3 separate regions of the Homo sapiens genome follow, and all the other regions are linked to region 2. The links are chromatin loops, found by intact Hi-C in ENCODE. Cell type or tissue: CD4-positive, alpha-beta T cell. All regions are shown on one strand.

Region 1 (2,500 bases), 190 kb after region 2:
GTGCCCAGCCTGTCAATGTTCCAGTCTTCAAGAGAATTCCAAAACTACATTCCCTATATCTCACTCAAGTGAGCTGTGATTTTAATGAATTGTCCAGGGTTAAGCTAGTTGTTAGTAACATAACAATTTTTCTTCTTGTTGAGTCTCAGATAACAGCCCTCATCGTGAGGGCTGTTATCGGAATATTTTGAGGTCTATATATTGGCAGATTTTCTCAGTACAACAGACAGGACATTTTCACATATTTTAAAAGAGAATTTGTGGACTGCATTTTGAATTCCAGTGCCTGGTTTGAATACTGACTATTAAATCCTTCATTTTCTAATTTCTCATCTCTCAGACTCACAGACAATTCATTGGTGATAGAAGCTGATGATTTCCACAAACGAAGTGATACTTGGAATCTTCCTGAAGATCTATGTTGCTTGGATACTCTTTTTTTTTTAAAGTTTTAAAAATTGCTTACTTTTCTTCCAGCAAATTCTCCTAGATCCTGAAGATACTTTTCTAGAAAAAGGAAGAAGTAATATTCTCTTCCCTATTGGAAGACTACAAGTCTACTGCCGTCAATTATTGGAAACAGGCACCCAGCAGTATAACTGCTTCAGCATAATTCCTTGAAGATAGGGTCTTGGCTATTGTAAAAGCTGTAAGATCAAATAGACTAAAGGGTCAGTAAGCTGGCAGGAAAGGAATGGATTCAGTTCAGAAGAAATAGAATAATCAATGACCTTGGAGATTTCAGACAAATCAGATTTTCTATTGAAGGCAGGGATATAAATAGCACAAACACAACACAGACACGTAGAAACAAAAGCCACCAACTCAACTTTTTGTTTGAAAACTTGTTAGGTCTAGAGAACTGTTCAAACCACAGCTGCTAATGGTTATGGATTTGGCAATCAAAATGTCTTTGTTAAAAAAAAAAAGTTTTAACTGCCTTACTATTGAGGTTACAAACCACAGCCTTGATGCATTGTTGCAGTCAACATCCTCCCTGCTGTTTTTGAGAGCTTACATCTGCTGCTGGCAGATAAAATGCTGGCAAACAGCATGGGCTCCTTCCAGGGGAATCACAGGAGAAGCTTTAACGAGATGGCTCTCATCTACCTTTTTACCCTGAGTTGAACCCATAGCCTTTTCTATATCACTTCTACCTTCTCTAGGCTGATCCTCTGCCATTACTCAGGAGGGTTGAGGATCTAGAGGAATTTTTTCTGGCACAAATTAGTCATGTTGGCCATACTAATCTTAGAAGATAAAAAGGAAGACTAGTTCATGGCTCAGGAGAAAGCACATATTTTTAAAGCCATTTAACAGTGTAGTGCACTTGATTTTAAAACAACCACTAACAAAACCTTTTCGATTTTCTTTTTTTAAGAGGACTAAATGATCACACTATGCCAAAAATAGTGAGGGTTTAGTGTATTTTAACTTATCAAAGAAAGGCCAAGAATGTGAGGTCAGAAGTAAATTACTGAATTTTGGGGGGAAAAGAAAAAGGAACAGCATGTAAAGGCAAAATGTGGTCCAAGTCACACAGGAAGTTAGTTTCAGTTGAAGTAAAAATTACTAGATCCACATTAGTTTTCAAAGAAAATGCAATTCAACTGGGTGATAAATGAATATGGAGATACTGAAGGGAAGGCACAGGTCACAGTTAGGAAACTACTTCCTAGATGGTTCTCTCTCAGTGAGTTGACCTATGAGAATACAGAAAAATCAAGCATACTTAGACTAACACTCCTAAACTGTAAATACCATGATACCAGTTCTGTAGTATGTAAATAGGTAGTGCATGTTTGGGTGGGGGATTAATTTATGCTCAAAGTTTTGAGAACACTGCATGTTATATCCACCTCATAGAGAGTCATAATCCACACTAGCATATTAAGGGCTCTGAGATGTTCTACAGTAAACAGATCTGTTTAATCCAAAGGTATTTCCCAAATTTGTGTTTCAGAGAACACCTATGCCATGGAATAGTTTGGTAAATGCTAGTCAAGAGCCATTATTCCTAAACTCTCAACTCATTCATTCAGAAAACAAGAATGAGGCTGGTATAATAGATTAGACAACTACATTTCTTTTTTTATTTTTATTTTATTTTTTTTGAGACAGAATTTTGCTCTTGTCACTCAGGCTGGAGTGCAGTGGCACAATCTCGGCTCACTGCAACCTCTGCCTCCCAGGTTCAAGCAATTCTCCTGCCTCAGCCTCCCCAGAAGCTGAGATTACAGGCTCCTGCCACCACGCCTGGCTAATTTTTGTAGTTTTTTAGTAGAGACGGGGTTTCACCATGTTGGCCAGGCTGGTCTCGAACTCCTAGCCTCAAGTGATCCACCCGCCTCGGCCTCCCAAAGTGCTGGGATTATAGGCATGAGCCACCACGCCCAACCCAAAAGCTACAACTTTTAAAACTGATAAACTCTTTACTCAATAAATAAGATAAAAATAGGGCTAACATCAATTCTAAATAAATTCATATGCTACCCTTAAA
Region 2 (2,500 bases):
ACAGGCAGGAAATCGATTTATTCTATCTTCAATATACTGAGGTAAGAGGCCTTGAAGGTTGCTTGGTGGCACAGAGATATGGTCCGGATATGTCTGTCATTCCAACAGACTCTGTGACTGTTCAGACATTTGTCCATAAGCAGATGACATTTTAAAAATCAGATAGCCACTTTGTGATTTTCAGATTGTATATTGTATACACATATCCAGAGTCAACCTCTAGAGTTAAACTCTCTCTCTACCTTCTCTGCATCAGCTTCTACCACTCAGGCACACAATAAAACCTCATTAGCGACGTTATTCTGAAAGCTGAAGATGTATTACATTCCTAATGATGACACAGACAAGAATACAGAGTTCTTAACCTGTAACACATCAGCACCTATTGCACGGTAAACTTTAAATAAATACTGAATGACAACAAAATATTCAGGGGAACAGATTTTATTAGAATGACCAGAATGAAATGCCTGAATTTCTAGGGGCAGACTGACAAAATAGCTCTGTGATAATCAGAGATGATTAGCTGTGCTCCTCTGGGCCTCTAAACTCCTCAGAGTGAGGACAGTTTGAAAGTCTGTTTACTGATGCAGAGACATGATGGGACTGAGGCCCAGACTCTCTAACCACATATACTCTGACAAGGATTTGGATTCTTCAGAAAAAGAATATGCAAAAATCAAATTGCCACCAGATGTTACCAAAAGATCTGAAATACCCCATTAAGTCTCTTTACACTTCCTTCCATTTTTTCAGGTTCATAAATTTTCAAAACAGAATAGATTCCGTTCTCAGGGGCAAGTGGAACATGCAAGAAGTCTGGATGCCTTGGGCAACAGCAACCTACAGTGAGCCAACTGCTTAGTGGATGCCTGAAAACAAGACCATCTAAACATTTCCTATAAAATCTGTACCAAGTGACAGATACATGAAGCGGTGTGGGTGGCTGGGCAATGAGGCAATCAGTGGGAAGAGTGAACTGGCTGTACCTATAGGTGTTAAAAAAGGCAAGAGCTGCATATGCAATGAGCCAACATTAAGTGAATTTAAGAGTGACTATTCTCCATCCTCTTGACTCCCTCAGCTGCCCTTTTATTAATTTTTCTCTTCAGGCCTGACCTCAAATTTAATTTATAATCTAACTCTCCCATATAAAATATGGAGAGTACAGATACAGTTTGAATTACCTGGCCAATACCTATCACATGACTGCATATCATAAGTACCAGGATCAACACTGTTGAATACTATGAAGGGAAGAATCTCTAGAAGCTGGGAAATTTTGCTAAGTCTGCTAAAATCCTCTGTGTGGGTATCTCCCGCAGACTGTGGACACTTGAGACTCTAATAACCACTTGGTAATATTTACAACAATAAGTCCCTGGTGGCTCCCCTGCAGAAGCAGGTTGAGAAGGGAGGGGAAAGCCACATATCACACTTACCATCTTCTGTTTCCTGCCACACGATGCCTTCAAGGTTGACGCTAGTTCCAGGTTCACAGGGGCCCAAGCACTCAGGCTCTGTGGCCAGAGCCACATCACATGTGTTGACCCCAACTGATCGGGTACGAACCATGATCTGCTCACAGGGAGATGAGATGTCATTGTTGACCACTGGCACCAAAAGGTGTATTGGCAGCACTGCTGGTGTGGAAACAGGGGACTCCATCTGTGGAGGGAAGAAAAAGTAGTAGCTGAGTTGCAGGGAGAACATTTAGAGGAAATACCTTTTCTGTATTTAATCTAGTCCTATATCTATTCCTGCCAGAGTGCAGACGGCTATAAATAAGACTTTGGTTCTTCCTTTCAAGTTCTGGCTTATGATACCACTACAAATCTAGTGGTTTAGATGAGAACATCCTGTGCTAAGAGAAACTCTTATTAATGAGCGTATAATGATCTTCTTAATGATCTTCCTCATAAACTGCACTTGGCTAAAATGTTTTTTAAAAAGTTCTATTTTTTCCTCATCTCATTAAAAAGTCTCTAATGAAAGAGAATCAGGGCCAGATTTCAATAGTAACAGAGCACACAGACTGATGAGAAAGACAAGGCCCAGCATCTGAGGTATGTTTTGCTACCACCACTATGCTTCCTACCAATCTATCATTCAGCAAACAGTACATTAGTCTGGCATAAAATCCATGAATTTGGGTGGGGATAAAGAGAGGAAGAAATAGCCAAATCCTAGGAATGCCATGATTCCTAATGATCCTAGGTGCTTTAATACATCTTTGGCTAGAAGGAATAAAGTTATAGCAGGGCTGGGATTAACCTGGTGGGAATTTCTAACCCTTAGAAACTGTAACATGTAACAGTGGTTGTTTAATGAGAATGGCATCTTGGAATATAATTCTAACATCAAATTTATCTATAAGAAACAGGAGGTGCTGTTGCCACCCAGAAGCCAATCAACAGCAGTCTGAAGATGTTGTTGATTATGTACACATAGATAGAAATAGTCAAACATGGCTAGGCACGGTGGCTCACACTTGTAATCC
Region 3 (2,500 bases), 120 kb after region 2:
GAGCATGGGAGGTTGAGGCTGCAGTGAGCCTTGATTGTGCCACTGTATTCCAGCCTGGGCAACAAAGTGAGACCCTGTCTCAAAAAAAAAAAAAAAAAAAAAATTTTCTGGGTCTCAAGCCTAGAGTTTCTAACTTTAGGGACTGGGAGGAGGTCTGAGATCCAAATTTTTATCGAATTCTCATTTGCTGCTGATACAGGGCCCACTAATTTATATGAAGGGAAAAGAAAGTAGTCCCCTCTCACCTTAGCTATCACCTTATGTGAAGACACTTCTCTACAGAGTACTTTCAACAAGACAGACACTTAGGGTTTAAAACACCTCCAGGGTCTGACAGCTTAAAGATTTATTTTTTTTCTCCCCACTTCACAAAGGCTTCAATGGCACCACTAACATGAAGGCACATGAAATCCAGAAAAAGGAAAATTAAGGACAGAATATTTATAAACTTTGCTAAGAACTTCTTACTGCTCACATTTTACTTCAGCCTGAAGTCCTTCCTTTGGGCCTCCTTGAGCAACAGATGCCAAAAGAAAAGTAGATTGCTTTGTAATACCAACCCCCAAAACAAGGATGGGCTCTTAAAATATAATAGAACTTTGCCCTGTGAACAGAAAATCTCAAAATGCTCCAAATTCCTCCTTAGTTCACCTTAGCTATCACAAAGGTCTCTCTTTTATCACACTATCCTTCATCTCAAAAGAGCTATTGCTCTTACCCAGGACTGACCCAAAGTCTACACTTTCTTAGGCAGCTTAAATATTGACTATGTCAATGTCATCTAGGATGAATGACTTTAGGGAATAGGATTTGTTAAAAATGTCTCCTCGGTCAGCCAGGAAAGGTTCTTCTGTGGGTGCTCTGAACCATGACTAAACTGTACCGAGAGAAATATATTTTAAAATATTAATATGGTCTGGCACCTTCCTGATGCTAATGGTTCCAGGCCCACCCCAATGGCACAACTGGGAAATTAAGTGAAGAGAAAAGCCATCTTCCCTCTGCTCTCTATTTCAAATGGTCCTCCTCCACAGCTTTGCCACGCACAGACTCATTCTATACATATACACAGAGATACAACATGCTCATACACACAAATAACTCTCCACAGGAACTGAAAATCAAAGCCTAACCCCATGGTTTTTAAGTGAGCAAGTCCAATTTCCTTCTTTGTAGCTCTTGACACATGCTGGCTGGGAGCCGTCTGGATTTTTTCTGCCTTGTTCCTGCACCAGAAGGCTCTGCACTGCAGGTCAGGGGATGATAAGGAAATGAACAGTGTAATTTCCAAGGCCTCTGAACACAGCCCTGTCAGCAGCTCTGGAGGCGGGTTACTCAAGCATGGCTTGAAGAGTGAAAACCACAGAGAGAGGGCTCAGACAGCCAGCAGTGGCAGGATCTCAGCTGTGTATGTTACTGCCACATCCCAAGCCCTGCTGCCTCCCTGGATGAGCTCTGCTGGTAAAAGCTCTTATACCCAAATGGCAAAAATACAAGTTCACACTGGGGGAGGAAGATTAAGGGCTAAGACTTAGATTTTTTCCATGCAGTCTTGTGTAGAAACAAAAACACTTAGCACTACTCCAGTGTCCGTGAGATTGCATATTCCGGCAAAACCACAGTAACATCTATCCAACATACCCAACCCCATGCCAGGGATATGGCCAGAAAAGAAGCTCGATTCATATGAAGTCTGAAATTCAACAGGCCACTTCAATATGCCCTAAGCTAATTTTTGGTCTTCCCCCCACCTCCAACTATAATTATCAGGGGCTTTAGAACACATCACCACCATGAAAATTTCCCAGCCTAGATTTGGAACTTCTTCAGACCATAGTGCTAAAAAGTCTTAGCTAACATGTATATCTATTCATACTGGGATTCCTGTAAAGTGGAATGTTGTTGTATTTCAGTACATTATTGCCTAGGAGAGACTAAGACCAATTTCCACTCAAACTGTATTTTTCTTTTTTCTAATATTTATTGAATGCTTCCTACGTGCCAGGCACTAAGTGTTTTATATGAATTAGCTAACTTAATCTAAAGACAAACTTTTTTTTTTTTCTTGAGACAGAGTTTTGCTCTTGTTGCCCAGGCTGGAGTGCAACAGCACAATCTCAGCTCACTGCAACCTCTGCCTCCCGGGTTCAAGTGATTCTCCTGCCTCAGCATCCTGAGTAGCTGGGACTACAGGCATGCACCACCACGCCCGACTAATTTTGTATTTTTAGTAGAGACAGGGTTTCTCCATGTTGGTCAGGCTGGTCTCGAACTCCCGACCTCAGGTGATCCACCCGCCTTGGCCTCCCAAAGTGCTGGGATTATAGGCGTGAGCCACCGCGCCCGGCCTAAAGACAAACTTAAAGGCTGGGTGTGACGGCTCATGCCTGTAATCCCAGCACTTTGGGAGGCCAAGGCGGGTGGATCACTTGAGCCCAGGAGCTCGACACCAGCCTGGCCAACACAACGAAACCCTGTCTCTACTAAAAATACAAAAATT

Evidence for each region. Hi-C counts contacts between places; a loop is a spot of excess contacts. Peaks named below come from ENCODE experiments on the same cell type or tissue, not always from the same donor. Only the 100,000 strongest peaks of a DNase experiment are listed, where the experiment ranks them.
Region 1: it touches region 2 in a loop (2.4-fold over the local background); 5 of 110 quality-filtered maps call a loop at or near these places.
Region 3: it touches region 2 in a loop (2.0-fold over the local background); 2 of 110 quality-filtered maps call a loop at or near these places.

What each region holds. Positions count from the first base shown.
Region 1 is chr15:64,428,932-64,431,431 of GRCh38, reverse strand. All of the region lies in intron 11 of TRIP4 (thyroid hormone receptor interactor 4), which reads right to left. Among named protein-coding and RNA genes, the nearest start is that of ZNF609, 30 kb to the left of the region's middle. RefSeq lists enhancers at 395-906, 907-1,418. In CD4-positive, alpha-beta T cell, no CTCF peak of the experiment used is centred here; a DNase peak (open chromatin) is centred at 961; H3K4me3 peaks cover 569 bases; H3K27ac peaks cover 2,006 bases.
Region 2 is chr15:64,621,995-64,624,494 of GRCh38, reverse strand. ZNF609 (zinc finger protein 609) reads right to left here. Exons shown (of 10, transcript NM_015042.2): 3 at 1,443-1,668. The region is part of intron 3 of LOC101930091 (a long non-coding RNA gene); the gene reads left to right. Among named protein-coding and RNA genes, the nearest start is that of OAZ2, 80 kb to the left of the region's middle. RefSeq lists an enhancer at 1,767-1,846. In CD4-positive, alpha-beta T cell, no CTCF peak of the experiment used is centred here; a DNase peak (open chromatin) is centred at 1,454; H3K4me3 peaks cover 1,573 bases; H3K27ac peaks cover 2,470 bases.
Region 3 is chr15:64,506,288-64,508,787 of GRCh38, reverse strand. All of the region lies in intron 2 of ZNF609 (zinc finger protein 609), which reads right to left. Among named protein-coding and RNA genes, the nearest start is that of ZNF609, 47 kb to the right of the region's middle. In CD4-positive, alpha-beta T cell, no CTCF peak of the experiment used is centred here; a DNase peak (open chromatin) is centred at 1,327; H3K27ac peaks cover 357 bases.